Regions from separate parts of the Homo sapiens genome. Here regions 2, 3 and 4 are each linked to region 1. A link is a loop called in an ENCODE intact Hi-C map of the cell type or tissue named here. Cell type or tissue: heart right ventricle. All regions are shown on one strand. Region 1 has its middle 23 kb from the start of SMIM38. Region 2 has its middle 53 kb from the start of MYEOV. Region 3 has its middle 57 kb from the start of SMIM38. Region 4 has its middle 20 kb from the start of MYEOV.

The links. Hi-C counts contacts between places; a loop is a spot of excess contacts. Peaks named below come from ENCODE experiments on the same cell type or tissue, not always from the same donor. Only the 100,000 strongest peaks of a DNase experiment are listed, where the experiment ranks them.
Region 2: a loop joins it to region 1, with 2.1 times the contacts of the local background. A loop is called at or near these places in 7 of 110 quality-filtered maps.
Region 3: it touches region 1 in a loop (2.8-fold over the local background); 19 of 110 quality-filtered maps call a loop at or near these places.
Region 4: a loop joins it to region 1, with 2.3 times the contacts of the local background. A loop is called at or near these places in 11 of 110 quality-filtered maps.

The regions. Positions count from the first base shown.
Region 1 is chr11:69,128,556-69,136,555 of GRCh38, forward strand. No RefSeq gene overlaps it. Among named protein-coding and RNA genes, the nearest start is that of SMIM38, 23 kb to the right of the region's middle. RefSeq lists an enhancer at 7,516-7,565. In heart right ventricle, CTCF peaks have their summits at 3,164 and 3,377; DNase peaks (open chromatin) are centred at 2,876 and 3,196; H3K27ac peaks cover 1,892 bases.
Region 2 is chr11:69,236,970-69,244,969 of GRCh38, forward strand. No RefSeq gene overlaps it. Among named protein-coding and RNA genes, the nearest start is that of MYEOV, 53 kb to the right of the region's middle. In heart right ventricle, a CTCF peak has its summit at 3,923 (motif pointing left); a DNase peak (open chromatin) is centred at 3,912; H3K27ac peaks cover 473 bases.
Region 3 is chr11:69,208,999-69,216,998 of GRCh38, forward strand. No RefSeq gene overlaps it. Among named protein-coding and RNA genes, the nearest start is that of SMIM38, 57 kb to the left of the region's middle. RefSeq lists an enhancer at 1-457. In heart right ventricle, CTCF peaks have their summits at 3,180 (motif pointing left) and 3,389; no DNase peak of the experiment used is centred here.
Region 4 is chr11:69,270,267-69,278,266 of GRCh38, forward strand. No RefSeq gene overlaps it. Among named protein-coding and RNA genes, the nearest start is that of MYEOV, 20 kb to the right of the region's middle. In heart right ventricle, no CTCF peak of the experiment used is centred here; no DNase peak of the experiment used is centred here.

The DNA of each region.
Region 1 (8,000 bases):
GAGGGCTGGGCGTGGTGGCTTACACCTGTAATCCCAGTACTTTGGGAGGCCGAGGCGAGTGGATCACTTGAGGTCAGGAGTTTGAGACCAGCCTGGCCAACATGGTGAAACCTGTCTCTACTAAAAATACACAAAATAGCTGGGCATTGTCATGCATGCCTGTAATTCCAGCTGAGGTGGAAGGATTGCTTGAACCCAGGAGGTGGAGGTTGCAGTGAGTGGAGATCGTGGCAGTGCACTCCAGCCTGGGTGACAGAGCGAGACTTCATCACAAAAACAAAAACAAAAACAAAAAACAGAAAACAAAACCACAGTGAGATATCTCATCCCACTTAAAATAGAAATAAAATTATCAAAAAGACAAAAACAACCAAACAACAAATGCTGGTGAGGATACAGGGAAAAGTAACTCTTATACACTCTTAGTGGGAATTTAGAATAGTGCAGCCATTATGGACAACAGTATGGAAATTCCTCCAAAAATTAAAAGCAGAACTACCATATGACCCAGCAATTCTGCTAGTGGGTATGTATACAAAGACTAGGAGATCAGCATGTGAAAGAGACATCTGCACCCACATTCTCACTGTAGTGGTAGTCACAATAGCTAAGAGATGGAATCAACCTATGTGCCCATCAATGGATGAATGCATAAAGAAAATGAAGTGCAAATACATAATGGAATACTATACGGCCATAAAAAAGAATGCAATTCTGTCATTTGAGGAAAAGTGGATGAGCCTGGGGACCAGGGAATGGGAAGGGTGACGGGGAGAGGGGAATAGGGAGAGATTGGTAAATGGGTACAAAATTACAGTTGGGCAGAAGGAATGAGCTCTAGTGTTCTATGGCACAGTAGGGGGACTACAGTTAATAATTTATTATATATTTCAAAATAGCTAGAAGAGAAGAATCAGAATGTTCCCAACGTAAAGAAGAGATACATGTTTGCGGCGATGGACATACCAGTCACCTGCTGTGATCGTTACTTGTTGAAATGGGATCATATACATGTATTGAAATATCACATGTGCCCTATGAATATGTACGTTATTATGTGTTAACTAAAAAAAAAATCCCCACAAAATTCACATCCACTTGGAGCCTCAGAATATGACCTTCTTTGGAGATAGGGTCTTTGCAGATGTAGTCAAGTGAAGAGGGGGTAGTTCTGGAGCAGGGTGGGCCCTGACCCCATGGCTGGTATCCTCATAAGAAGAAGAGATCCAGAGACACAGGCCGGGAAGACCATGTGCCGATGGAAGCAGAGGTTGGGGGGATGCGGCCATAAGCCAGGGAACGCCAGGAACCAGCAGAAGCTGGCAGGGGCAAGGAAGGACCCTCCCTGAGAGCCTTCAGCGGACCCAGCCCAGCCGACACCTTGAGTTTGGATTTCTGCCTCCAGAGCTGTGAGAGAATAATTCCCACAATTCTGAGCCACCTGTGGTAATTGGTTATGGCGGGCCCAGGAAATAATACAATGTATAATATTGATCTGTCTCTACTCCGGCATAGTTAGATCAATAGAATTCTTTGCAGGGTGCAGTGGCTTATACCTGCAGTCTCAGCACTTTGGGAGGGCTAGGCAGGTGGATCACATGTGGCCAGGAGTTTGAGACCAGCCTGGGCAGCATAGTGAGACCATCTCTCTACAAAAAATACAAAAATTAGCCAGGTGTGGTGGTGTATGCCTGTGGTCCTGGCTACTAGGGAGGCTGAGATGGGAGAATTGCTTGAACCCTGGGAGGTTCAAGGCCGCAGTGAGCTGAGATTGTGCTGCTGCACTCCAGCCTGGATGACAGAGTAAGACCCTGTCTCAATAATAATAATAATAATAATAAAATAATTTTTTTAAATGGAAGAAGGAATCTAAGTGTTCCTTCAAGGTGATGAACCTTGCCATTCCTGGGTGGGGGCCTTGATGGCGTGATGAGAGTGGGTGTGGGGGTTTGCTAGGTAGGTGGAATCTGCATGTGCAGGGAGGCGGGCCAGGGAAAGAGATGGAGCACTGGAATCAGAATCTTACGTTCCAGTCCTGGCTCTGCCATGTCTGGCTGTGTGGCCTTGAGAGGGAACATGACTTCCATAAGCCTCAGCGGCCGCCTCTGTTAACTCAGGCTCCCCACTGTAGAGGATGCTCCCAGGGAGTCGGGGAGGAAGTGCTATCCGATCCCAGGAAATGCAGCTTGCAGAAGCCCAGGAAATGCAGCTTGCAGAAGCTCAGGAAATGCAGCTTGCAGAAGCCCAGGAAATGCAGCTTGCAGAAGCCCAGGAAATGCAGCTTGCAGAAGCCCAGGAAATGCAGCTTGCAGAAGCTCAGTGGGGGGCCTCGAGGGCTGGCCGGTTCTACTGCCTGCTCAGGGATCGGGGCACCTCATAAATAAGGATATCTGTCTTCTGGAGTTTTCCATCCATGTTTCAAAAGAGCCGAGCCCTCCTTCCTTCAGAGGGTGTCCTCCCCAGCATTGTGTTCCCCTGTGACCGTGTTTCGATGTATTTTATCTATTCCTGACTTTGGAGGCCTGGTGATGTCAGAGGCCTGTTGGCTTGTGGTCCCTGCCGGCTCTTGTCCTGGAGGTCCTCTTAGCATCGTGCTGGTCCTAAACAGAGGCTCAGAAGGCTGTCCCCAACCTCTGCTGTCCCGGAGCCCCTTCCCTCTGGGTGTCTGTGCATCTAGGCCAGGCCTTGCTCGAGGAGGGTGCAGGCAGCCTGGCAGGGGAGCCTCTAGGCATGAGCTGGCCAAGGTCCCTGGCACTGTCCGAGCTGCCCAGGGGTGGCCCGGAAAGGTTCCCAGACTGCGATATCTCGATGGGCCACCGTGTCTTAGCATGGGCCGCCTGGTTTTCCACAGAAGATGTCTGGCCAATCCTAGAGCCACCAAATTTCCAGGCAGTGGGCTGTCCCATGTTCCCAAGAACAACCCTGGGCTGGCTGCCACACGGCTACTAGCTGTGTGTCAGGCCTACGTAGATGTACTTTGCATACACTATCTCCATTAGAGACTGGGGTGTAGATAGGATTGCAATCCACAATTCCCAGATGAGGAAACTGAGGCACAGAGAAGCTGGTAGGTGGCCCAGCCATGATGGGAAGCTAGGGTGGGAAGCGCTGAGGGAGCAGCTCTCCTCCTCAGGTATTCAGACCTGCCTAATGGTGCAAATGCCTCAGCCACATTCCTGCCTCTAGGTGGGGCATCTTGCACGTGTGTTCCCGAGGGCTTTGCCTGCTGGCTGGGAATTCCTGGGCTAAAGAGCTGAGCACTTGCATTTTCTGACTCCCATAACTGTTGGTCAGAACCGAGGTGGGGTGTAGAGGTCCTGAAGCCAGCCCAGAAAGGTCTGGTTTCTGACCCACCCACCAGCTGTTGCCTTTCCCTGCAGACCGGGAAACGCGGTGTGGACTCTCACTGCTTCTCCGGCTTGGAAACGGCGTTCCTGTCTTTGCCTTCTCCCTGGGGCTGGAATCCCTCCTGGACAGGCCTAAGGCATGTCATGGGTCCCCCTCCCTCCCTGCTGTAACCCCAGAGCCCCCATGGGGAACCCGCAGCTTCCATCATCCTCAGGGGCCCAGTGTCCCAGGAGGGGACTGTGGAGAGGTGTTTGTACTCCTGGGTGTGTCTGGGCTGCCACTTGCCCAGGGTCTGGGAGGTGACCTTGTGCCAGATGGGGCTGGAAGCTCCCTGAGGGTAGGGGCGGGGCTTACCCTGGTGCACCTGTGTTGCACGTGGCCTCGGATCTCGTTCCTGTCATGTCTTGGGGTCTTTTCTATTCCCAAGGTTGTCGTAGGAAGGCGTTTGCTGACAAATGAGACCTGGCTCCCTCCAGATTCTGATTCTGTCCCTCTCTTCGTGAGCCTGGATGGGTCGGGCCCCCTGAAGCCTCATGCTTTCCTCCGGAAAACGGGAGGAGGAGGCTGGCTTGCTGATCCCCAAGGTCTCTCTCAGGACAGCCTTAGTGGTTTGGGGGGTGATGCTGCAGTCAGGCCTGGGTGGAAGTCCCAACTCCATTCCAGCCTCCCTGGGTGGCACTGGGTGACCTGGCACCTCCAGACCTCCGTTTACTCATCTGTAAAATGGAGAGAACCCAGGGCCCCCTGGGTACCTGACCACAGGGAATGCAGCTCCTTGGTTGTTCAGCACCATTTCTGCCACGTAAAGAGTGTTGCTCCTCTTCCTTCAATGTCATTACTTTCAATGATGAGGAGAGTGAAGTGATTTTTTTTTTTTTTGGGTGGAGTGTTATTGAGCCATAATTAGCACACAGCAAAAGTGGCTCTTTTTACAGTTTGGTGACTTCTGACAAAGACACAATCGTGCAACGACCACTGTAGTCCAGGCATAGTACAGCGCTGTCTCCCAGAAGTCCCTCAATGCTGCCCCTTGGCCGTCAACGCCTGCCCCCACCCCAGCCCCTAGAAACCAATGACCTGGTTTTTATTCCTGTGGTTTTCCAGCATGTCATAGAAATGGAAGTGTGCATTGTGCAGCTCTCTGCCTGTGACTCTATCACTTGCCATATGCATTTGAGATTCACCCATGTTGTTGTGTGTATCTGTAGATAGTTCCTTTTTACTGTTGAATATTGTGTGACCATTGCACGAAGGCTGGGTTGTATGAATATGCCACAGCTTGCTTTCCCACATACCAGTTAATGGACATTTGAGTTGTTTCCACTTGTGGCTGCTATGAATAAAGCTGCTGCAAACATTTGTATCCGGGTCTTTGGGTGCACATATGTTTTCTTCTGGGCACATGCCAGAAGTGGGATTATCACTGGATTGTATGTTAAGTGTACATTTAACTGTATAAGAAACTGCCAAACTCTTTCCTGACATGGCTGCATCGTGTTACGTTCCCAACAGCAAGGTATGAGAGTTCCAGTTGCTCCACATCTTTGTCAACACTTGGTATTGTCAGTTTTAAATTTTAGCCACTTTAGTAAGTGTATGGTGGTTTTAATTTGCCTTTCCTGACTCTCTAATGTTGTTGAACATCTTTTCAGTTTGCCATCCAGTTGCTTATTTGCTGTCTGTTTTCATCTTTGGTGAAGTGTCAGTTCAAATTTTGTGTATTTAAAAAATAGGCGTTGTTTTTCTTATGACTGAGTTGTAAGAGTTCTTCTATGTTCTAGATGAGAGATATTTATAATGTACACAATTTGGAAATATTGTCTCGTAGCCTGTGGCTTGTCTTTTCATTTTATTAGCAGTGTCTTTTGAGGAGAAATTTCTGTTTTGATGAGGTCTAATTTATGATTTTGTTCTTTTATACTTTGTGCTTTTTGAGTCCTACCTAAGAATTCATGCCTGTCTCAAAGTTGCAGAACTTCTGCTCTGTTTTCTTCCAGGCTTGTAGTTGTAGGTTTTACATTTAGGTCTGTGACCCTTTGGTGTGAATTCACTTTTGTCTACAGTGCCCTGCAGTGCCCACGTCCTGTGGCCACCAGCAGCTGGCCAGGCTTTCCCTGTCACAGTTGCCTTTGTCCACCTGGGCAGCTGGCTTGGCCAAGTCTTCTTTGCCACCTGTGAACAACAGATGTGAAGCTGTTGGGCCACCCTGCGGGTTTTGGTGCTGGTGTCAGCCTTTGCCCAACTGTTTGTCCTCAGAACTGCAGGGTGACTGTATTAGTTCATTTGCACATTGCTATAAGGAAATACCTGAGATTGGGTAATTTATAAAGAAAAGAGGTTTAACTTGCTCACCATTCCACAGGCTGTACAGGAAGCATGGCTGGGGAGGCCTCAGGAAACTTACAATCATGGCAGAAGGCGAAGGGGAAGCAGACATGTCTTACATGGCTGGAGAAAGGGGAAGAGAAAACAGAGGGAAGAGCCACACACTTTTAAACAACTGGATCTCACTCATAGTGAGAACTCACTCACTATGACCAGAAAAGCAAGGAGGAAATCCACCCCCATGACCCAGTCACCTCCCACCAGGCCTTTCTTTTTCTTTTTCTTTCTTTTTTTTTTTTTTTTTTTTTTTTTGAGACAGAGTTTCGCTCTGTTGCCCAGGCTGGAGTGCAGTGGTGCAATCTTGGCTCACTGCAACCTCCGCCTCCTGGGTTCAAGTGATTCTCCTGCCTTAGCCTCTTGAGTAGCTGTGACTACAGGCACGTGCCACCACACCTGGCTAATTTTTTGTACTTTTAGTAGGGATGGGGTTTTGCTGTGTTAGCCAGGATGGCCTCGATCTTCTGACCTCCTGATCTGCCCACCTCAGCCTCCCAAAGTGCTGGGGTTACAGGTGTGAGCCACCACGCCTGGCCTCACCAGGCCTTTCTTTCAGCACTGGGAATTATAATTCAACATGAGATTTGGATGGGAATACAGAGCCAAACCATATCAGTGACCTTGTCTAGGGGACCCCAAGGCTGGATCCTGCCCACTGCTTAGAAAATGCAGTTGCTGGATGAGCCACCACTGCTGTCCTTTCCAGCCCCGGGCAGCTGCTGCTTGCCTGTGACCCAGGAGTTCTCCTCCTCCTCTCTGTCCAGCCTGGAGGCACCTTCCCTATCTGTGTGTGGGCTGAGCCACCCAGCCCAAACACAAACATTTTTATCAGACTCTACCCACTCTCCTCACCCGCCAGCAGGTTCCTGGCCCCATTTCTCAGGGTGGGGGGAGTGAGTTATTTGTCTAAGGTGGAACAGTGTGAGTGGCAGAACTGGGAATCGATCCCTCGATGCCATGTAACTTTCCCAGGTCAGGTCTCACCACGTCAGGCCGCCTAAATCTGCATCCACGCGGGAACCTGGGTGTGATTTAACCAATGTCATTGGCAGGAGCTTATTTCAGGGTGAGGGTGCTGCCGGTCCCCCTCCTGGACAGTGGGTCTCCTCCGGGTTGCAAATTTCTTGTGTTTTGTGTCTCTTCCCTCAGTGACCCAGGAGGCTCTCACGTGGAGTCCCCAGAACAGCATCAACTCCTCACGATGCTCCTGACGGTGGTGGACAGACTCTCCATGCCCCGATGAAGTTGTGAGTCACATACATCCCCGTCCACAGCACCCGGTACTCAGTAGGTGGTCCCATAAATGTTTGTGGCACAAGTGAATGAACTTGGAACCATCCATCTAGTGGAAATTGTAAATTATAACAAAACCCAATGGACCGTGAAAGCCAGGGTCAAGGCTGGGGCCTGCTGAGGCCCTGTCATCGAGGGAGTTTTTGTGCTGGTAAAGATGATGACTGCCCTGGTGCAGGGCCCGTGTAGCCCAACATGTCTAGTCCGTGGCGGGCTCTTACTGGGGATGAGGGGCCTCCAGGAGGAGCAGGCCTGGGCACAGACTTCTGACCTGGGCACAGTTGGGAAGGGTGACAAGGGGTCAGAGCAGGCTCTTGGCCTCAGGTCAAAGGACAGGAGTCCTCCTGACTCTGCTGTGTCTGAAGCCCACAGTGAATGCAATGCAGAAAAAGCAGTGCTTGACCCTTTGTTTTCTCCGGGGTTAGGATCCCTGATATGATTGGGCTGTGTCCCCACCCAAATCTTGCCTTGAATTGTAATGATCCCCACATGTCAGGAGTGGGGCCAGGTGGAGATCATTGAATCACGGGGGTGGTTTCCCCTGTACTGTTCTTGTGGTAGTGAATAAGTCTCATGAGATCTGATGGTTTTATAAAGGGGAGTTCCCCGGCACATGCTCTCTCTTGCCTGCCCCCATGGAAGATGTGTCTTGCTTCTCCTTTGCCTTCTGCCATGATTGTGAGGCCTCCCTGGCCATGTGCAACTGTGAGTCAATTAAACTTCTTTCCTTTAAAAATTACCCAGTCCCAGGTATGTCTTTATTAGCAGCATGAGAACAAACTAATGTGATCTCACAGAGAGCAGCGCTGGTGGTCAGAAGGAAGCTTCTGTGTTTGAGGAGGGACACTCAGGTCCCACCCCAAGCCCATGCCGTGACCTGGGGCTGCAGTTATTTTGATTCCCATTATGTGGGGAACCAAGACCCAGAGAGGGAGGACACTTGCCTGGGACTGCCCAACTTTGGAAGGAAGATCCTG
Region 2 (8,000 bases), 110 kb after region 1:
GGCAAATAGACATAGTTAATTAAGTCAACAGAGAAATAGAATTTCAAAAAATATTCTATTAAGGACCAAATGGAACAAAAAAAAGGAAAGGATAAACATAGGGGAATATAAAAGAGAAGACAAATGGACCTAAATTCAACTATATATAAAATTATGCTAAAAAATTTAACATTCTGAGAGAGAGAGAGAGAGGAAGAAGACTCAACCTGCTGTCAACAAGAGACACATTTTAAGTATAAAGACACAGATAGATTGAAAGTAAATAGGTGGAAAATGATATACCATACAAACGATAAGCATAAGAAGGTTGGTTGAAGGGGTTATATTAAATCAGATAAAATAAACTTCTAGGCAAGGTGCAATAACTGGTATAAAGAGGAACATTTCATAAAAAACATAATAACACATGTAATAAATTACTTAATAGCAAAGGGACATTCATAAGGAAGATACAATAGGCTATATATATATATCTGTTAATGGATCTTCAACATGAATGAAGCAAAATTTGACAAAATTGCAGGGTGAAAAAATATCCACAAATATGATTGGAAATTTTAGTACCTATCTGTCAGCAATTGATAGAACAACTAGACAGAAACTGAGAGAAGACATGGAAAAGCTAAGCATAAGTATCCTATTAACTGCCTTTGTTGAATTGATACTTATAAAAATCAACATCCCCAAGGAGAGAATACACACTTTTTTCATATTCATTATGATGGACTATATGCTGCACCATACATGAAAATTGTTACTGTTCTTGTCTTTTTCCCTCTGTGTATAATGTGTCTTTTTCTCTGGCTGCTTTCAAGATTTTCTCTTTATCACTTGTTTGATTACAATATGCCTTGGTGTAGTTGTCTTTACCTTTTATCCTGCGTGGGATTCCTTAGGCTTCTTGGGTCTGTGGGTTTAGAGTTTACATTATATTTGGAAAATTTTCAACCATTGTTTCTTCAGATATTTTTCCTGTCCCCTTTGTATTGATCATCTTATGCTACATAAATATTTACCCCAAAACTTAGTGGCTTGAAACAATAAGCATATTATCTCACGCAGTGTTCTGTGGGTCAGAAATTTGGTAGAAGCTGAGCTGGGCACCCCTGGATCAAGGTCTCTCATAATAAGTTTACAATCAAAGTGTTGGGCTGCAGACATCTAAAAGTAATAGTTCTTTCCCAGATGGGCCTGTTTAGAGGGCTGCTTGAGTGCTCTCATGACATGATGGAGGCTTCCCCAAGAATGAATGATTCAAGAGAGAATAAGACAGAAGCCACAATGTCTTTTATCGGCTTGCTTTCCTTTCTAGGAGTTTGCTTTGGTCAAGTTGGTTGATTGTGTTAAGTTGTCTGTGTTCCTCTTAATTTTCTGTGGAGTTGTTCTGCCAGTTAGTGAGAGAGAAGTGTTAAAATCTTTGCCTAAAATTGTGGATTTTTACATTTCTTTTTTCAGTTTTGTCTGTTTTTGCTTAGTGTGTTTTGAAACACTCTTATTCATTGCGTACACATTTAGAATGGTTATATCTTGGTTAAGTGACTTTAGCATTATGAAACATCCCTCTTTATATCTTTTTCCGTCCTTTTACTTTAACCTATGTGTATATGTGTATTTAAAGTGGATTTCTTGTATACAGCACATAGCTGGGTGTTGATCTTTTATTCAGCCTGACAACATCCATGCAGAATTTTGATGGTGACTTAAACTTTCCTCTAAGTCAAAATTGCCACAATATGTTCTGTGTCACATTTTTTCAGGACTTCAGAGGATATGTCTCTCTAGAGGATGTGTCATCATTGCAAATCCGTCCTCTGCAGTCAGCAGGGATGCTTCCATTTTATAGATGAGGGTATTGAGCTTCCACGAGGGGAGGTGAAGTACTTGAGTCCACTCCCACGGCCACCAGAGGTTGAAGCACGACTCTCTGGCTCCTGGCCAGCCTTCCTTTTCCCATCACAGCTGCAGCTGTGGGGAAGGAGGATGATTCTGAACTGACCCTGTGGGTTGAGATGGAGACCTCCAGCTTCCTGGGAAGAGTTCTTCCTTCTTTGCAAAAATAAATGAATTGATATAGGCCATTTTGTATTCAAATTAGATTGGTCAGGGGCTATTTAAGCAACCACATCAGAAGGCTCATTTTCCCTTTTGACATTAAAGTGTCTTTTCCAGAAACTGTAGGAGGTGGGGTTTCCCTAGAATGAGTTGACAGCTTGTACCTATTGTTAAAAAAAGCAAAAAAAAGAAAAGCCTTGTACACCTCTTCCCACATCTTCAATGGTAACAGAATGAGCATAATCGAAAGAGGTTTGTGATGATTATTTTTTTTTTAAGAGAAAACACTCACAGCCTTCTGCCTGGTGTAAGGCTGAAATAGGGCAAAAGGGGAAACTGAGCATGAGCAGGGCATAGAATATCAAAGGCAGTAAGTCCTTTTGGCCACATCTGGACTCTTCTCCCATCCCACAGAAAACCTCCCCAGCCAGTCTGGAGGTGGGTGGATGGCGAGGGTCCCCTTTCATAGGTCACTTGATCCGCTCCTTGCCCACCCCTCCTGCCCACCCTCTGCCGGCTTAGGTTACCCCTGGAAACCACCCACATTTTTCATCTGTCCAGAGAAATCAGGAGGGGACGAACACCTCTGTTGGGTTTTCCAATCAAACACTGGGGGAACGGAGCATTTTAATCCTCAAGAATCTCCCCACCAGCGAAGTGAACCCCTGAGAGGCACTGTGGATGTGCAAAGGCAAGCCCTGTCCCCGATGGCCCAGCACTAAGTGGTAGAGATGACATGGTCATGACAACACCGAGGCTCAGGCATGAGAGGTGTGTCAGCCCCATCCTGGGACACTGCGACAGTGGGGACAAGGAAGACTGCTGGTCAGAAACAGGGTTCAGAGGCAGGCCCGACTGACATTGACAAAGCTCCTTTCATGTGCTGCTATAGGAGGCAGGTGGGCTCTGGGATCATTTGGCAGCTTGTACCTATTGTTAAAAGAGGAAAACAGGCCAGGCGCAGTGGCTTACGCCTGTAATCCCAGCACTTTGGGAGGCCCGAGGCAGGCGGATCACGAGGTCAGGAGATCGAGACCATCCTGGCCAACATGGTAAAACCCTGTCTCTACTAAAAATACAAAAATTAGCTGGGCGTGGTGACGTGTGTCTGTAATCCCAGCTACTCGGGAGGCTGAGGCAGGAGAATCGGTTGAGCCCGGGAGGTGGAGGTTGCAGTGAGCCGAGATCGCGCCACTGCACTCCAGCCTGGTGACAGAGTAGGACTCCTTCTCAAAAAAAAAAAAAAGAAAAAAAAAAAAAGGAAAACAAAATATGGTAAATATCTTGTCACCTCTTCGATGTAGGATGGCATGAGATGACATAAGCCCAGTTCTTCCAAATGTCCCCATTTTACAGCAGAGGAAACTGAGGGTCAGGATCTCTTTGGGCACGGTTGCAAAGAAAGGCCTCCTAGAGAAAGGGGCCTGTGTGCAAGCCCAGGGGGATGGGGGGTGAGGCTTAGAGCATTTCCCGTGGGTGGAAACAGTGAACAGGCCTCTGGAATCAAGCTAGCCCATAACCTGCCCGGGGCACAGCAAGTGGTATGGCGAGAACAGACCAAGTTTTGGGTGCCGAATAAGGATGAGGTAAACCAGGGGCAGAGTTTTGGAATCTCAGCCCAAAGGAGTGGCCTGAGTCCAAGGCTGGGGGAGCATGCACCTGCTGGTTGCTGACACAGGTGATCCTGGCTGTGTTTTTGTTAAGACTGGCTTTGTCGTAGCTCCATGGATCTGGGCACAATCCAGAGATGTTGTCTTCTTGCACACTCATTTTACAGATGAAGAAATCAAGGCTTGGGGTAGTAGAGAACTTTCCAGAAGTACAGGGCAAGTTTGTGTCTAAGCAAAGCTGAGCCCTCTGCCCCCTTGTGGTGATCTCCTCAGCCCCGTTCTCATCCTTCCAGGGCAATAGTCTTTCCTTGGGAGTAAAGTTCAACCTCAGTTTGGCCCAGACATTTGGCTTTTCCCAGTGGTGGCAGAATTTGTGGGATCAGTGTGTGTGTGTGGTGGGGGCAGGGCAGGGGGCTGAGTTAGGGAGCTTAGGGATGGGCAGCTTCTCCCACATCCATAAAATTGGGGCGTTTACCAATTCCCACAGCTGGTATAAATACCCTCCCTGGTGCTTAGCAAAGGCTGCTGGGAGTGGGGTTGCCCCTGCCCGACTCAGATTCTCTTAAAGACCCAGGAGAAACACTTGCATTGCAATGAGGTCTCTATGTCCTCAACCATTGGACTGAGCACCTCCGCATGGGAATGTCTGGAATTGCAGGTTTTGAAGGCCTAAATTAGGGCTGTGAATGATTTTCTTCAAAATTCAGGGGCCTGTGGGCATGGCCACAACCCTCACCTGGATGCCTGTCCTCTGTTCACCCTCTGTTCTCTTTCCAGCAGAACATTCAGCCCAGCCTTGGGTGTCAGGCATGTGCCTGCCTCTCTGACCTCATCTGGTGGCCAGGCTGTGGGAAGGGAAAACTGGAGGAGTCTTTGGGGGCTGAGCCTCTGGGCATTTGTAGGAGGCACCACCAGGGTGTCAATGAAGATAATGACGCTGAAGCTCCAGGCCCTTCATTTGCATGGGCCCATCCCACAGTTCAGCGTGGGCTTCCCTGCCCCTACGCTGAAGGATGCTCCTTGACTGTGAGTGGGACTGTGGGCTGTGGCAACCTGGTAGGTGGACCTCATGGATCACTGACTCTCTCTCTTGGCTCCAAGGAGGAAGATGAAGCAGTCGCTGCTGCGCTTCCTGCTCAGGGCCATGGTGCCCAGGCTTTATGGCCATCTCTTCCCTCCAGGACCAGAGGGAATGAGGGCCTGGCTCAGTTGGCTTGGTTGCCCAACTGTGGTCATCAGGAGGGTGAATGATGTCAAAGAACTGGTGTCTCTTACAGATACCCTGCCCAGGCAAGAAATTGTAGAGGACATTTCAGATACGGCCTTGCCAATAACAACACATGTAATTGAAAGAAATTTCCCTAAGACATCAAAAGTAAACAAACTGCTTTTAAACAAAACAAACAAACAAAAAACATGTGCTGGAGGACAGACTGAAGCATTTTTTATTCGCTCTGTGGAAAATCATATTACGAAATCATTGTCATACAAATAAGCAATCAAAGAATATGCAGCCAAAAAAAATGTAGGAAAAGGGTATTATAGAGGTGGCCGAGGCAGTTACTTACTTGTGGAATCATATGCTATTTTTCTGATTTGATACTTATGGTTTGTTCAGCTTTTTACAAATTTGTCATTTCTTTCTCATTCTAAATGATTTTTTTTTTTTTGCACTTTGTAGCTGTTAATTTGGTGTTATTTTTCTTAAATAAGCCCTCCAGATTGCATAACGTTTAGGCCCCCAAAGTCCAGACCACTCCAGTTCCCAGCCTCACCATTTGTTCAGAAATGAGCTGCTTGCTTCCTGCTTTCACTCAAGACCTTGGGTGAAAGCAGGAAGCAAGGCCGAGGCTGTGTATTATTGCACTTCCCGTAAGGGGGTCTGCTTGAAAGAATATTTCCCATCCTCCTAAAAGGAACAAAAGCTGTTGCAAGTATTGAATTCCCTAGTCACAGGGTTTGTGGGGATCTGGGGTCCACACAGAGGCCTCTGGGGAGAGGAACAGAGGGAGGCAGAGGGGTGGGGGAAGGGCTCTGTGAGAGCTGGGTCAGACCAGATGGCAGAGCAGGTGGTCAGGTGAGAAGGGCCAGGGATATCCTCCCCTCCCACTTCCCTGGGGATCTCCAGGCCTTGCCCTTTCCCAGCTCAGGACAAGATGCCAGGGGAAGCTGGCCTTGTGTGGCACTACTAGCCCCAGTGAGGCTAACATGGGGGTATGCAGGCTGCTTTATGACAGCAGTGTCCTGATGTCTGGGGCATGTGAGCATCCTTGTGGTGTGTCCCCATGTGCACACATGCATGTGTGCCCACATGTGAGAAGGAGGTGGGGGCATTGCTGCCAGGAGATGGATCATGGGGAGAGAAAGAAACTCTTTTTACCAACTCTTGGAATCAGGCCTGTTCATACATGATGGCATTGCTGGATCTGGGGATGTGTCTGTAGATGAATTTCAAGGTCTCTCTTGGCTTAAAATTTCTAAGAATCCCAAGCAATTACCTTGCAGGAGAAATATGGGAAAAGCCCTTTTTTAGTCTGTCCATTCATGCATCTTTTTATTCAATCACCTATCCGTTCACTGACTTAGGCATCCATCTACCCACTCACACATTCACCCATTCACTCATCCATCCAACCATTCATCTACTCATCCAACCATTCATCTACCCATCCATTCAGTCATCCATTCACTTGCCCATTGACCCACCCATCCATCCATCCACCCATCCATCCAACCATCCATCCACCCACCCATCCATCCATCCATCCACCCATCCATCCATCCATCCATCCATCCACCCACCCACCCATCCATCCATCCATCCATCCACCCATCCATCCATCCATCCCCCCACTCAACTGATGCTCATTGAACCACACATTGTGCTGAAACATGCTCTGGCTGCTGAGTGTTGGGGACATAGGTGAGTCAGACATGGTCTTTACTCTGAGTCTTAGTGCCATTCTGAAGAAAGATCAGGGGAGAAACAATTGCAACAGGACAGGGTCCATGGTTTGGTTGAGGCCAGTGAAATGGGAACCCCAGGGAGCTCCTAACTCATCCTGAGATAGACCCAGGAGGAATTCACAGAGCAGCAGGCCAAGGGAGACAGCTCTGCTCAGCCTCTAGGGACAGATGAAGTATGTGGCAGTCAGCTCCAAGTCCATGTTGGTCACCTGTTGGCATTCACACCCTTGTGTGGTGTCCTTCCACCTTGAGCCCAGGTTGGTCTGTATGATGGAGTCAGTGCAGCAGAGGTGACAGCATGTGTCTAGGCCATAAAAGGCATTAAGCTTCTGCTTTGGCCTCATGAATCCCTCTCTCTGAGGGAAACCAGCTGCTATGACATCAGGACACTCAAGAGGCACATTGGCGGGGAACTGAGGATTCCTACCAGCAGCCAGCACTCACTAGCCATGAGGGAGCTGCTTTGGAAGCAGATCCTCTGGCCTGGTCAAACCTCCAGAGGACTACCCCTCCAGCTGACATCTGCTTGTATCTTCATGAGAGACCCTCAGCCAGCACTGCCTAGCCCAGCCCTGTGATCCACAGAAACTGTGAGAGTAGCAAATGTCTATTGTTTAACCCTCCATGATGGGGGAATTTGTTACACAGCAATGAATAACTGATACATGGGGCATGGAGGGAAACCTGGCGATGCCCTGGTGCAGTCCCCATGGGGGTGAGGTGGAAGGGATGTAGCTTGGGAGGGCCTTCCCTGCTGAGTTGGGGACCTCACCCCTCAGCCTCTGGGCCCTGTGGAGCCATGGCAAGCTGATGCATGATAAGCTTTTGTTTAATGAAGGTCACTCTGTACAGGGGGTCGTTCACTCCAGGAAGCTATCCTTGACCACCTCCCTGTATCAGGCCGGGCTGCCTGCCTTTATAGGATCCCCAAGCCCTGAACTTGCCCTGCACTGCACCTGTTATTAGTCAATATTGTGATGGTCCAGCTGACTATATGTCCCCACTACTGGACTATGTGCTTGGGGTGAAGTGTTAGTGTAGACAGGGCAGTAAATATGTCTGTCTTGCTCACGGTGTAACCCCAGTACCATGTATAGGACCTGCTATGCAGTACGGACTTTGATATGATTTGGCTCTGTGTCCCCACCCAACTTTCATCTGGAATTATAATCCCCATGTGTCGAGGGAGGGACCAGGTGGGAGGTGATTGGATCGTGAAGGCAGTTTCCCCCATGCCGTTCTTGTGATAGTGAGTGCGTTCTCATGAGCTCTGATGGTTTTATAAGGCAGTCTTCCCTGCTCTTGCTAGCTCTCTCTTTCCTGCTGCCATGTGAAGAAGGTCTTTGCCTCCCCTTCACCTTCTGCCATGAT
Region 3 (8,000 bases), 80 kb after region 1:
GAGGGGCTTCCTGGGCACCCGCCGTGTGCAGGCTCTGCGTGAGGCACAGGGTTCGGGACTCAGTGGTGAATAAACTGCCATCCCCTTGTGGGGAAGAAGGGCAGGTGCACCTAGCTTACGCGTTCACTTGACAAGCAAGTATTGAGTGCCTTCTGTATACAGGTCTGCAGCTGGTGCTGGGGGCCGGCCTTTGGATCTGGTGTCCACCCCCTGACCTGGGCCCAGGCCCTCCCCATCGTCCTCTGCCGTAGGAGGTATCAGAGAGCAAGTACCTTCCTTAGTCACACCCATCACGTACATAGTGGATGTGCCTCTTTTTCGGGGCAGGGGGTAATCTTAATCACCAAGCAATTACTAAATGCCGACCATGTTCTCAGGCTTGGCAGAGGTGGGTGCTTGTTACCCCAAGGGACAACCACTTCCCTCCATGCTCCCCACCCCACCCAAGACCCTTCTCCACTCCACTCCTGACTGCCGCCTCCCACCTCTGCCCTGGGTCGCTGTCTTTATTGTCTTCCTCAACATCTTCCATGGGAAAGGCCAATGGCTTGAAACAGGATTGACGAGACACCCGGGGCCTGCTCCACACCCGTGGGCTCCTGGGCGTGCACCCAAGAGCCTCCACCCCTGAATGGCTGGCATCCAGGTGGGCTTCCCATAAGGAGCCCCCTTCTGCGGGCCTGGGAGGGTGGGGAGCCTGTGGCGAGGTGGCGGGGAAGAGAAAGGGCACAGGTGCCCCCTCACTCCGAGCCTATCGGATCCCGGAGACTTGCAGGCTATAGACCTAGAGGTCCAGCCAGGAGGGCTGGCAGGGACCATGAAGCAGGAGACGTCAGGGCAGAGAGAATGCCTTTTAGAGCCAGATAAATTCTTACTTCCCCTTTCCCAGCTGCGTGACCCTGGGAAACTTCAACACTCCGTGTCTCAGTCCTCTCATCTGTAAAATGAATCTGATGAGAACTGTGTAAGAATAGAGGTGTGTGGAGAGCTCTCTGGTGCCAGGCTCATGGCAAGACTGTGGTGACACCAGCCATCGGAAGGCAGGGAGGCTCCTCTGTGGACAGCTGGATGCACAGGTGCGTAGCAGGAGCTCAGGAGGGTGTGCCCGCGGAGTCGCAGGTAAGGGAGCCACTCCAGATTGCAGAGCTTGGCTTGGAGGTGTCGCCTCAGGAGGGTCTTCCATTGCCTGGAGACCCCACATAGGCCCTCTTCTTCCTTCAAACACAGCCCCCAACCTCTCTGCAGGGAAGTCCTCCCTGACCTTCCAAACCAGGGCAGACCCTTGTCTGGGCTCCGTCGGCCTGGACATGGTGCCATTTCCCACTAGTGGGGCAGAAGCCTGTCTACTTCAGTCTCCCTTGTGTCCCCAAGCAATGGGGACTTGAGCATAAACGTTCATGAGTGACACATTTATATTGATAGGCAGGGCCACACTGTGGGAGGAGCTGGTGGCCTGAGAACCCCTGTGAACAGCAGGGTGACACGTGGCCTCTGGTGATCCCTTTTGGGAAACGTCTGAGAGTCTGAGGCTGTCAGGCCCCTGACGCTGACTCATGGCTGGGACAACCTTGAGAGAGTCACTGCTCTATTTCCCCATCTGTCAGCCAGGGGCTTGGCATGGGTGTTCTCTGTGGGTCCTTCCAGCACTGAGGTTCTGAGGTCATTGTTGCAGGGGTAGACGACTCTGGGGTGGCAGGTGGGGCTGCCGTAATCTTGGGGGAATGAGCTTTGCTTTAGGTGAGGCTGTGCAGAGGCATCTGTGTCGAAGGAGACCAAGGCCTGCTCTGCTTGCCTCCCTGCAGCTGGCTGGGCTCCTTGCTCTCCAAGGTTCCTGGACTTTCCTCCAGACCCGAGTGCAAGCTCCCTGTGGCTTCCACCCACCGCTCACAGGAGTCTCTGCAGCCACCAGACCCAGAGCCCAGACACCATCCACTGTCGGGGAGAGGCACGTGTCCACAGCTTCCTGGAATGCAAGGCTGCATGTGGCCAGGGCTGCTGCCCGCTGAGGGGCAAGTGCATGCCTGGAGACCACAGTAAGGAGCCAGTCTCATGCTCTGGGAGTTTAGATAAGGCTTCATGCCCCTTGGAGCCAAACCTCTGAATTCCATGGAGTTGTTGGGTCAAAGAGCTTGCCTAGGTCTGAGTTGTGGATACCTGTTGTCAATGAGCTCTCCACAAAGGGGTTACCATGATAGGTCCCACCACCTGTACCTCTCCTCTCCAAATTTCACCACTGTTCTTTCACACCTTTGCCAATTTGGTAAGTGCAAAATGATATTTTAGTTGTCTATGCTTACACTGATTGGAGGAATGCTTTAAGTTTGATTATTGGTAAGTGAAACATTTTGTTACCTGTATTTACTGATCCCACTTTCCTTTTATGAATGTCCCAGTTACATCTTTTGTCCATTTTTCTATTATTGTGTTTCTTGTTCTTACTGATTTGTAAGAGCTCTTTGTATATTCAGGTTATGAAGAGGGTCAAGGTTTATTCATGAATGACATTTCTCTTTTCTGAAGGGGGCAAATGGAGCATTTACTCCTTTCTCAAAGTGAGCTGATATTTGAATTTATTATTGTCTATTTTTCCATACTCTGTTTTACACTTTTCTTTGCACTTTGTAGCTGTCTGGGCACAGATGCCACCGAGAGAGCTAGAAAAAGTCACAAGGAGATCTTGGTCTCAGAGCAAAGGGCCCGCATGTAACGGCTTTGTAGGTCCCAGTGTGCAGGAGAGGATGTCTGAGTTCATGCTCTGGGTGCTTTCCCTGGCCGGCAGATGACAGGGAAGGAGCAAGCCCCAGTCCCTCCCCAACACACACAGCCCCTGCCCCCGACCAAACACGAAGTCACTTCTTTGGGGACAAGCAGATTTTTCAAACAAAGTTTGCCAAATATGCACATTTTTTTTTTTTCTCCAGGGCAGATGCAAACGGTCTTTTCAAATCAGTTTGGAGGAAAATAAATGAGCCCACGCTGAGGCTTCAATAAATCTTTGCGTAGCCACAAGGGTGAGTTTTGGGCCCGATGAAGGGCCCAGTGTGTGGCTTATGAATGATGCCCAGTGACGGCTCTGCTGCCCCCGCCTTCCCCTCTTCCCCTCCTCCGTCCCCCAACCCAATTTAAACTTGGACATTAATGTTTTAAGACAAAGGGACCTTTGGGCATTTCTCCCCCTTGTGGAGGAAGTCTCTCCGGTGAATTATTTGTCGTGGCTGTGCTCGGCGTGTGATGGGGGCTCGTGTCTCCGAGCCAGGGCCTGTCTCCAGGAGATGATCCATGTGCCGCCCTCCTGCCCTGGGGGCTCCAGGACCCCCAGCCCCAGATGCAGACAGGACTGTGGTCCCCCGAGGGGATTATTCCTCCCTGCCTGCCATCCCTGCTGGATCCTGGATCGTGCTGGCAGCAACCCAGTGTGGCTCACATAGACATCGCCTCTTGATGGGTCTCCCTGCCTTAGTCCCCATCCATTCTCCAAAGTGGGGGTGGCCGAAGGATGGCGTGAGAGGCTCTGAGCCTGCCTTTCCCCTGAATATCCCTGGATCAAGCCCAAAGCCTTAGCTTAGCATCCTGGTGACATCTCTGCTCTCATCTCCCTTCCTCTCCCTGGTGTGGACACTGCACCCACCACCAGCTCTGAGCACATGGCCCATTGGCTCTGCAGGGGCCCTCCTCTCTGTCTGCAGTGGCCACCTTGCCACCAGGCCCACCTGAAGGAACCGTGCCTCTCTTTACGGACTGACCCCAAGGTTTGCCCATGCTTGGAGGTCTGTCTGACTTTGCTTTCCTGATGCCTGGCAGTGGACCACCATGCCCACTTGTCGGTGGCTGTGTAGCTCATACTCACTCCATCTGGCAGTTTCCACCCACCGAGGACCACTCAAGTTTGCCCCACTCCATGTCTGCTGTTGGGAGGGGATGGTGCATCCCACAAGCAACAGGAGCCACGGAGCTGGGGGCTGGGGCTGTCAGCCTGGATGGGCCAGGAGGGGACCTTGCTGTGCCTAGTGGAAGAGTAGGTGGTCCCCTACTGGCTCCAGGCCGCTGGGTGGGTCACTTGCCCATCCCTGCCTGGGTGTCTATAGTGGGTGTTCCCGCCAAAATTCATGTCCCCCTGGAACCTCAGAATGTAACCTTATTTGAAAATAGGGTCTTTGCAGATATAGTTAAGTAAGGATCTTGAGATGTGGTCATCCTATATTGGGGGAGGGGACAGTAAATACAATAAATGTCCTTGGGAAAGACAAAAGAAAAGACCCAGCCACAAAGAAGAAGGCCATGTGGAGACAGAGGCAGGGATGGGGGTGATGTGGCTACAAGGCGTGGAACTCAGAGCCCCCAGAAGCTGAAGGAGGCGGGAAGTTTCCTCCCAAGAGCTGCCAGGGGTGGGGCGGGGCAGAGGTGGCATGCGGAATGCTCTGCCCACACTGGATGTATGAATCTGTTCTCATGCTGCTAGTAAAGACATACCTGAGACTGGGTAATTTATAAAGAAAAAGAGGTTTAATGGACTCACTGTCCCACGGGGCTGGAGAGGCCTTATAATCATGGTGGAAGGCAAAGGAGATGCAAAGTCGTGTCTTACGTGGCGGCAGGCAAGTGAGAGAGAGCATGTGCAGGGGAATTCCCCTGTATAAAACCATCAGGTCTCGTGAAACTTACTCACCAACACAAGAGCACAGGAAAGACCCATCCTCATGATTCAGTTACCTCCCACTAGGTCTCTCCCAGGACATGTGGGGATTATGGGAGCTACAATTCAAGATTTGGGTGGGGATACAGCCAAACTGTATCACTTGATTTCAGGATCCTGGCCTCCAGGAGTGTGAGAGGGCAAATTTCTGTTGTTTTAAGCCACCTGGTTTGTGGCAATCTCTTCCAGCAGCCCCAGGAAATGAACACAGGGTCCATTGCCAACAGTCCTAAAATCATTTTTGAAGGAAGCATTTCTCAATTTCCAGGTTTCCTTCAAGTAGAGCAGGTCCTTTCCACTGCTGCCACCCAGAGCACTCGTCTGTGAGCCCAGAGAGCTTCAGGCACCATCTCCTCTGCCCTTACAGCTGCCCTGGAAGAGAGAGGCCCATGTTGCCCCCTCTTCATGGACCAAAAAATTGAGCCCCAGAGAGATAGGCACATGATCAAGGCTTCAGAGCTTGACCACTTGGGCTGACTCCCTGTGACTTGGGCCAGGCCACAGGGGGAAGCAGCAGACAGGCTGTCTATATTCACAGAATCTGGTTTTGTGGCTCCACACACTGCTTGTACCTGGGTGGGAGCTGGTAGACTTCACTGCTACCAGAATGTTCACCCAGGAGGCAGTCAGAATGCATTGAATGAATGACTGCCTGACTATGAAGGAATGAATTGATGATGCAGCCAGTCTGGCAAACTCCAGGGATGACGATCACTTTTACCATTTGGACCAACCAACCAATCGGTTAAATTACCATTCAGCCAACCAACCAACCAACCAACTAACCAACCAACCAACCAATCAATCGGTTAAATAACCAACCAACCAACCAACCAACCAACCAACCAACCAACCAACCAACCAACCAATCAACCAACCAACCAACCAATCAACTAACCAATCAGCCAACCAATTCAATAAGCAACTAACTAAACAACCTAACAACCAACTAACTAATTAACCAATTAAATAACCAACTAACCAACCAACCAATTAAATAACCAACTAACCAATTCAATAGCCAATCAATTGATCAATTAACAAACTCATCTCTCCCTCCCTACCTTTCTGCCTTAATGGGAGTGGCTCTTGTTCCCCTTGCAGGGCTCCCAGTCCATAAGTGCCTTTGGCATACTCCATTTGGGAAGTGGACAGCTCATCTCATTTTCTAAGAACACCTCTGGATTATGCCCCTTGGTGATGTAGCCACCTTCCACTCAGTGATGGTCAACATCTGGAGGTGTAAATAGAATACAGATGAATCCAGACTTGGAGCAGGCCATGGGGTATTCTTAAAGACTCCATGTGTGTCTTGGAGTAGCCCATGTCATATTCAGAATCACAGCTGGGGCTCCAAATCCCACTGGCCTACCCATTAATCTATCACTGTAGACTAGTGGTAGAATTGGTGACCAGATATTCTAGTCTGGGATATGATCTTGGGATCTTAAGAGAACTTTCTGCACTTCAAGGTCCAGTTTCTTCACCCAGAGAAGGGGCTGCCAGGTATACCACGAGATGAGAGTTCCTCCACAGGGGGACACAATTGCAGCAGAGATGGCCAAGGGCAGGAACTCCTACTATCCTCATTTATATATGAGGCAAACAAGACTTGGAGAATTCAAGTGACTTGCTCAAGGTAATGCAGCCAGCCTCAAAGAAAGGGAGCCGAGATTAAAACCCTGGCCCACATGCTCCAGAGCTGGGAGGCTTTTCTGTAGGCCCATCAGGAGATAAGTTATGTCTCCTGGCTGAAGGCCACCTTCCACCTCCCAGCCCCCAAGCCAATTGCATCAGACATAAAGATTTGTTTCAGGGTGTCTTGTTGGTTTTCCAGCTCCAACCTGGCTCAGGATCTCCTTTTGTTTTTTGGACTCATTCCCAGTGCAGAGGTGCCTGGGCTATTAATAGCAGAGGAATCTGGGCTCCATCACCAGCCTTTCCATCCATCCATCCATCCATCCATCCATCCATCCATCCATCCATCCATCAGTCCATCTCATATCTATTTGTCTCCAACATCTGGTTTAGTATAAACATCGATAGAATGAACAAATGCACCAGTGGGCCTTGTGTTGGACACTTTCTGTGTCCTGCCTCAAATCATCTCCACCTTCCTTACTGCAGCCCTTCTGCTGACAGCTGGCTGCATGGGGGCAAAAATCTGACAACACCCACTCCTGCTGCCACAGTCTGTCCTTTCTGCTCTGGGGTTCTCTGCTGCAGTGCCTTTGGGAGCTTCTCAGCCATCTGACTCATGCTGGCGAGGTGTGCACTCTGCAGCAGCGCCAGCTGTAAGACACACCCTCAGATGGGCTTGTCCTCTTGCCCTGTTTCATGCCTCCTGGTCCCTGTTTCTGGGCCTTATCCCCAAAACGTGACACTTGAGTAAGCCCTTTTCTAAGGCTCAGGCAGATCCAAAAGCACATTTAAATATTTTCAGGATTCTGCCGATTTAGAGCAACTAGGATTCCAAAGAAGGAAAACTTACTCAATCAGTTTATTGTCAGAGGCTCCACATCATTCATTTGTTTATTCATTTTTTCGCTTATTCATTCAGTCAGGCCACAAGTTTCTTCAGGACTGGGATCATGCTTGTCCCCATTCTGTTCCTAATGGAGGCTATCCATGTAGTAGTCGCTGGCAAATAACTCTTAGTGACTTAAGTTCAGGAGGCAGAAGCATGGTGAAGGGGGCAGATACTGGGCCAGAAAGACATGCATTCCAATCCCAGCTCTACCACTTTGTAGAAGTGGGGTCTTGGGCATGTCATTTCACCTCTCTGAGCTTCAGTTTTCCCATATGCAAAATGGGCATAAAGATAGCAATTTGAGGGGTTCCTGTGGGGCTGCAATGAGACCTCATGCATCAGGCCCTTCACACAGAGCCTGGCGAGGGCTCATGGTGAGGGATGGGCTGTCACTAATGTGACTGGGAGCAAGCAGCCTTGGGCAGTTGGGCTGGATGTCTGGGGCCTGGCACCCGAACTCTTTTGGCCTGCCTCAGTACCCGAGGCTGCCCGACACATTTCTTGGCCTTAGAAACAGCCAAGAAAATCAGCAGCCCCTGGCTCATCGGTAGAAACCCAAAGAAACAAACACCTTGGTGGCCAGGAGGGGATGGGCACCTTGCCCTCCCAGCGGGACAGCTGACAGCAGGCCTGATGCAGTGATCACAGGCATCTGTGGGGGTGACTAGCCTTGCCCTGGCTGTGTGAGACATTTCCTTGGGAAAAGTCTTGCTCCTTTATGTGCATGTCAGCTGGCTGTGAAATGAGAACTTCTGAGAGGCTTAAAGAAACCCACCC
Region 4 (8,000 bases), 140 kb after region 1:
CTGTCCCAGGCCTCTGAGTTAGGGTACCGGAGGGAGTCCCACAGGGACCCCATGGTGGCCCTGAGATGGCAGCAGCATTGTGAGCAGAGGTCAGCACTGGCCAAATGTCCTGCGAGCAGAGGAGTCTGGAGAAGGGGACGGGGCTCTCTCTGAAAAGACCAGAAGCCTGGAGAAGGGGATGTGGCTCTCTCTGAAGGCACCTGGGTCCCCTCAGCCTACCTGGGTCCCCTCCTCCCAGGGGCTGCCCCCTTTCCTCCCATCCCATGCTCAGTGGGAGTTGCTCCCAGGCCCCGGCTCTGGGGCTTGCTTGCCACGTCGTGGCTCCTACATCCTTTCCATGTCCTCTGCAGCCCCTCCAAGCCAGGCCCAGGATCCCCTAGACTCCTGTCCTGTAAAAATCGCCAAGTCTGGCCAGTAGTCATGGCTCGCGTCTGTAATCCCAGCACTTTGGGAGGCCGAGGCAGGCAGATCACTTGAGGTCAGGAGTTTGAGACCAGCGTGGCCAACATGGTGAAACCCTGTCTGTACTAAAACTACAAAAATTAGCCGGGCATGGTGGCAGATACCTGTAATCCCAGATACTCGGGTGGCTGAGGCAGGAGAATCGCTTGAACCCGGGAAGTGGTGGTTGCAGTGAGCCAAGATCACACCACTGTACTCCAGCCTGGGTGACAGAGTGAGACTCCAGCTCAAAAAAAATAATAATAAAATAAAAAAAATCACCAAATCCCTCACCCATGCCAGCCTCCCAGATGGGCTCCAGGTGGAGACAGAAACATGATATCCAGAGAGTGGCAGGGCTCGAGCAAGCTCACGTCCATTGGGACACCTTTAGCCAGGGAGATTCGGGCCCAGATGAACTGAGCTTATTCTCTTCGCTTCGCTGCCTTTCCCTTCCGGGCTGGGATGACTCAGTTTCTGGGGCCAGAATCTCAGTCCACTGAAGTCCGAAGGGCCTTGGGTGATGGTCCCAGCCAGTGGGGTCCAGAGATCCCTGGGGCTCTGAGTGGGGTGTGTCAGGGACTGTGACCAGGGGCTGAGGAGGCTCCATCTGGCTGCCTCAAAGTAACTCCAAGCTTCTCTGCCATGTATTTCCACTCCAGTCTGACTGCTGCTCATAGCAGAGATCAGGTACTGGCAGTGCCACCTCCCCGATCACATGGCAGGTCAGTGTCAGATCTGGGGACGTCCCCAGGCCCTTGTCTTTGCCCAGAGCTCTCCCCTGGCTTCTTTAGTGGGGTGGGAAAAGGAGCTACTGGTCTACCTGTAGCTGCCCTGACTGAGAGGGAGGAGGGAAGAATGGCAGGGGCTATGCTGGTAGCTGTGACGTAGGAGCCCTGGCTTGGCACTGAAGGAGGAGAGAAAGGAGCAGCCTCCACAGCTTGGCCAGGGTCCTGCCTGGGCCACCACCACTCCTTCCACCTGCCACAGGGCTGTTTCACAGCACCAAGGATACAGGCTCCGTGAGGTGACCTGACAGTCTTCAGGCAACGTCCACACCACAGAGCTGATATGGTTGACCCTTTAGTATGGGTGCTCTCCCTCTCAGTTTGGCCTAGGCTTTGGATGTTTGAGAGTCTCTTCTCCAACTAGAGTTAGATTGGAAGGAGAGCCACCCATCCACTCACCCACTTAACTTCTCATCCATCTCGCCATTCATCTTTCTAGCCTTCATTACAACCATCTTTGTAGCCATCCACATGTCCATCTGTTCATTGATCCATTCATTTACTTGTTTATCTATTCCTCTATCCAACTGTTAGTTATTCATTCAAAGCCCTTTCTAACCATCCATCTACATGTCCACCCACTCATTTATTCATCTTCCATCCACCGATTTACCTATTCATCCAGCCACCCATCCATCCATCCATCCATCCATCCATCCATCCAGTTACCCATCACTCCTTCAATCATCCATCCATTCTACCTATCTGTGTTTACCTTTCTAGTCCTCACGCATTCACTCATCCACCCATCCAACCATTTATCCATCATTCATCTACTCATCCACCTGTTAGTCCATGTACCAGTCTATCTGCTTATCGGTCATCATTCTAACCACCTATCCATCTATCCATCCTGCCATCTTCTCACCCCACTCATAAATGTGGCACTCTGTCCATCCATCTGCCCACCTGTCCCACTGTCCATTCACCTATCCATTCATTGATCCAGCCAAGCATCTATGGACAGATGCCACGAGGCTACCATTATTCATCGCAGAGCCCAGAGTAATGCTGTGTCTTGGATTATATGACTGCTCTTACTTGGTAGATGAAAACACTGAGATGAAATACAGGGGCAGCATACTTATTGGGAATAACTACTTAGGGTCAGAGAAACCTGAGTTCAAATCCTGACTCTATCATCCCATTAGCTCTGTGGCCTTGGATCAGTCATTTACTTCTCTGTGCCTCAGTTTCTTCCTGTGTAAAACAAGAATAGGAACATCTAGAATGTTATGGAAATTAAAGCTAAAACATGTATTATATTTCTTTACAACAAAATAAGTCTTTACTGAGTTTGGCTTTCTGGAGGAATGGTTGTTACAGGTGGGGCTGTGCCCATGGCTGGCTCCTGGAGACTCCTGGGCTCTGGCCCTGGCTGTGCAGATGGCCATTTGTCCTTCCTGTGCAGCTGACCAGTGCCAACAGCAGGGAGGTCTCTGGGGCCATCAGTGCCATCTGACGCTTGCTGCTCAGATATGGCCGTAGCCTGCAAGGCAAGTCTGGTCTCCCCCGCCCAGAGCTGGTGGCTGCAACCTGAGCCTGCAACCCAGAGGCCTTTGGCCCATGCTCCCAGGACGCAGAGTTTCCTTTGGCCCCTTCTGCCGGTGCACCCCCACCCAAGCCCAGCTCCTGGGCACAGGATGTGTGTGCACTTGGAGCAGAACAGAAATCAGAGCTGGAGGCCTCTGAGCTGCTGTCTCCCCGCCCACCAGGTAGGCCTGTCCCTTCCCCAGGGTAGGTAAATACAGGGTTCTATTTACGTGGCAACGCACGGGGCAGCCAGCGGTGGCAGGTCGGTGGCTTATGCAATGGCAGCGTGGCGCTTGGCAGCTCTGGGGTGCCGTGGGAAAGGGAGGTCTCCCTCATGATGTGACTTGTACCCTAGTCCCGCCCTTGGGGGTGACACCCCGTTTGGACCTGGTTGCCCCAGACAGCCCAGGCAGGCAAGAACACCTGGGCGCAAGGCCTCCCCTGTTGCTTGTCGGCTGGGCTCCAGCCCTTCCTGCAGGACTTTGGGGAGATACGTATTATCAGTTGCAGCATCCACAGGGACCTCCACCTCTAAGAACTCACCAGGTGCCAACACAGCTTCCACGCTTTGTCTCACTTCACCCTCCCTTTGTAGACGGGGAGACACAGAGAAGGGTCTCAGTGTGCATGGTCTCACTCTGCAACCATGCTCTAGGGCTGAAGCCACTGCTCTGGGCCAATTGTCCTCAGCCTGGCCAGGGCTCTGCCTGGGTGCGCCATGGCTTTCCCAAGTCCCCTCCTCCTGGAGGATAGTGGGGCAGCCGAATGCCAGGCAGCAAAGGACCCTCTCCCCACTTTCGCCATCCCAAGGCTCTAGCGGCTAAAAACATCCCCCACCCTGAACTGCTCTGCCAGCTTGAGGCTACCCCCTCTGGAAAGCCCTCCCTGACCTCCAAGTCCCAAGGTTGAGGCTCCCATGAGACCCTGAGCCCACCTCTCTGGACTTCAGTCTCCTCTCTGCCACAGGAGAATAATGGCTTTGAACTTGGAGCCGTCTCGCGGGTGAAAGGAGAAAATCATTGCAAAACTGCTCAGTATCCCACAGGCAGGAAGGGCTCAGCACCCGAAGTGTTCAAGCTATGTCCTGTGGCAGGTGGATGCTTCTACATCACCCGTCCTTGTCAGAAAGCCCTTCTGCAGGCAGCAGCTGCATCTTGCTTCCCTTTGGTCCCTTTCTTGATGCAGGTCCACTACTGTGGAGAGAAGGGAAAAGCCACTGGGCACCAGGTGGGTGGATGGGTGGACAATTGGAAGAATATTTGGACACGTGATCTGATGGCAGGAATTGAGGAAGGAGGGAGGGAAGGAGGACAGCAAGGCAGGGAAGGGAGAGGAGAAGAGAAAGCACCAGCCTTATAGCTCGGTCTACCCTGCAGTCCCTGGAGCCAGTCTGGGGCTATCCCAGCTCACCACACAGTTGCTGCCTGGCTACCCCTCTCTGTGTCTAGTTTTAATTTTTCATCTATCAAAGGGAACATAGCTGAACTAGCCCACTCTGTAGTGCCCTTGTGAGGATTAAACAAAGGAATCATGCAAGAGGACTGTCATGGTACAAGGCTCTCAGTAAGTGACACTTGAGTGTCCTTCCTCCCCAAGCAAGCCGGCTCCAGTTCCCAGCAAGGCCAGGTAGCTGCACGGCCATTCCTGCACTGGGCGTTCCCCCTGCCCGCCTCCCACGCTAGCCCTCCCCACTTGCTTGTTAAAATCCCCTGGATCAGTGCCTCTCCCAGGTATGTCCTGGTTATGTAATCACCGCCCGAGCAGTTACACACCAACTTGAGCTCTTTGCTGGCTCCTGTTTACTCTTTGGCTCAGGGGAGAGTTCCATTCAGAAGAAATTGCTATTGCTTCTCAGCCTTCCCATGGGAAAGCAGCATTAGGGAGGGGTTCAGTGAGCCAGCAGGAGTGGGGGGAGTGGAGGCAGGGGAGGAGTGGGGGGAGCAGGCCCTCACACAGCTCAGGGCTTGCTCCATACGCACAGCTTGCCAGCTACTTTATCTCTTTAAAAACAAAAGTCTCAAATAATTTTTTCACATGACCTCATTTTCTGATATACCTGAATATGGTTAAGAGAAAGGTGGACGATGACCTCATCCCATTCCCTATTCATGACTTGTTACCGTGTTTTGTTGCCCTTGCATTCATTCATGTGTGTTTGCATGCATCTATATACACATCCATCAATCCATCTAGTCACCCATTGATCCATTCATCTATTCATCCATCTATCCATACATTTATCCATCCATCTAGCCATCCACCTACATATTTATCCATCCACCCACATCTCCATCCATCTATCCATCCATCCATCCATCCACCCACCTATACACTCATCCATCCACCCATCCATGTACACATCCATCCATCCATCCATCCATCCATCCATCCATCCATCCATCCAACCATCCATGTATCAATCCATTTATCCATCTATCTATCCATCCACCTATGCACCAACTCATCTACTCATCCATACACACACCCACCCATCTACCCATCCATACACATACCCACCCACCCCTTCCTCCCTTCCATCACATAACATTTGTTGAGTTAATAGTAAAAGAAATAGTGGACTGGGTGTCCTATGACCTGATTTCCATTCTCAGTGCAACCCTTGTGCTGAGGCCAAGTTTGGGAGGGACATCTACCCAGGTCTGAGTCTCAGATATGCCATTTTCTCTTTTGTTCTTGGCCAAACTCTTTCCCTCTTTGAACCTCAGTATCCTCATCTGCAAAACAGGGCGATAAGGATTCTTGTCTTATTATTGGAAGGACATAAAAATAATGTAGACTTGGGAGTTCCTGGAATCATGTGAGCCTCCCGTGGGGACTCTTCAGGTCCTGTGCTTTCGGTGGAGGTGCTAAGATGGTGCAAGAGGAAGCCCTTGCTTTGGAGCTTCCTGTGCAGTGGAGCAGAGGAAGAACCAGCCAGGACTGGTGGGGTCTGTGTTGGATGGAGGTGGAGAAGACTGAGGGGCCTAGGCCACAGAGGGGCACAGCCTCAGGATAGGTCTTGGTGGCCATGGTTGGAGGATTAGATTCAGGCTTTCAAGCAAGGTAGATAATGGCTGCATTGGTATTTTGGAAGGACCCCTCTGTCTGCTGTGGAAGAAAACTAGTAAAGAGACTTGCAGTTGCCTGACTAGACCATGAGACTGAAGAGTAGGGGGTGACACTAAACTTCACAGACACTTTTCCTCCTGAATGCTGAAACTGTGCAGGCACCAGAATCACTGATTTAGGTCTCAGGTGACCCAGATCACACTGGATCTCTGGTCCTTCTGTAATATGGCATTTGTGCCTTATCTTCCCAGCCTGCGTCCCTGGCAGACATTGCTAATCAATTGCAGCTCTCTTTCCCCAGAGCCTAAAACTGTGTGGTCTAGTACAGTAGACACTAGCCATCATTTAAATATGGCTCTTTAAATCTAAATCAATTAAAATTAAATAAAATTAACAATTCAGTTGCTCAATTGCCAGAGTCACATCGTTTCGGTCTTTCTTTTTTAAATTTAGAGATAGGGTCTCACCCTGTCACCCAGGCTGGATTGCAGTGGTGCAATCATTATAGCTCATTGTAACACTGAACTTCTGGGCTCAGGCGACCCTCCAGCTTCTGCCTCTCAAGTAGCCCAGACTAGAGGTGGGCATCACCAAGAACAGATAATTGTTTATTTTTTGTAGAGTTGGGGTCTCACTATGTTGCTCAGGCTGGTCTTGAACCCCTGGTCTGAAGCTATCCTCCCACCTCAGCCCCCTGAGTAGCTGGGGCCACAGATGTGAGCTACCGTGCCCAGCCTACAGCCACATTTCAAGTGCTACTATAGCTATTGGGTACCAGATGGGACGGAGCAGGTACAGAGCATTTCTATTGTCAGAAGAGTTCTGTTGGTCTGTGCTGACCTCAGCCAGGTCCCATAGCCAATTCTGGGTCAGTGAGGAGCTGGGAAGCATAATAAGCAGCCTCTGCGCCTCTCTGGGCTAAGCAGTGGTGAATTTAGCCCAACTTGATGCCCCCCATGCTCATATCTCATGGCAGTTTTTCTTTCTACCTGAATTTTGCACGTAAAATCAGACTTAAAAAAGCAAAGTCCTTCTGGGCTGACCCTTCTCAAGTTCACTTTCTTTTTTTCTCTCAAGAAAAAAATTTTTAAAAAAAGGAAGTAGGAAAAGCCCAGCTTTGCCATGGGCCATAGATGTCACTGCAAGTGTCATTTCAGTCCTGAGCTCACCTGGCCTCTCCAGCCTCCGGAGGCTGCATGCTTCTGTTTTTACGTCTATTTTTAGTGCCCCTGGGTGAATGTCATTGCCGCCAGAGGCTGACATTTCATACTGTGGGAATCTTGACCTGCTGCTGTTCCGTTGTCAGTTGAATCTGCTTTGTTATGCCCCAGAAGGAAAGAACAATGATCATTAATAATCGGCAACTTCTGGAAAATCGGAAATGGAACCTCTGTGATCCGAGGCTGCCCTTAACCCCAGCTGTGCTGCCTGCAGCGAGCACCACATGGCTGGTCTCCAGAAGGCTCCACAGTTGCCAGAAGGTTACACCCTGGGGCTGCCAGCCGGTTGATGCAGGGCAGGTGGGCAGTAGGCAGTGGGCTGGGAGAGGGCAGACCTTGACCCTCAGTCATGTGACTGGGGTGGAGGAGGCTGAGGCAGAGTGACAAGAACTTGGTGAGGAAAGTGTCCAACTGCATAGAGACTTGCGGCCCACCTCCAGAGACCAGCACAGGGGACACCCTCCGGGGGCAGGGTAGAGGACAGGTGGGAGGAGGGGAAGGTGCCCTGTTCTGGATGGGTGGGTGGGGGTCTCACCTGGGCTGGGGAGTTCGATTCAGCCAAGTGTCTGAGCCCCTGACCCTGGGTTGGGTTCCGTGCTGGGTATTGTGGGGCACAAAGGGGAATGAGAACCGGGTAAGTGGTGGGAATTAGTGGGACCCTGGAGGAGCCCTAGCCAGCTGCTGGCTCATGGGTGGGGACTCACGGCTGCAAAGCCTCACACCTGCTGGCAGGGAAGACATTGTGGGTTCCCCCAGCACAGACGACTCCTTCAACCCCTTTGGGAGTGTGGACGGAACTGGGACTGGCCTGGCCTTTAGGGAAGAGGGGCTGTGCTTGTATCTCAGGCTCAAGTCACCTTTGACAAGGGAAGCAAAGGTCCCGGGAACAATTCCTTCTTTTCACACTGGGTGACCTGGCAGGAGCTCCTGCTGGAGCTGACGGAGGTGG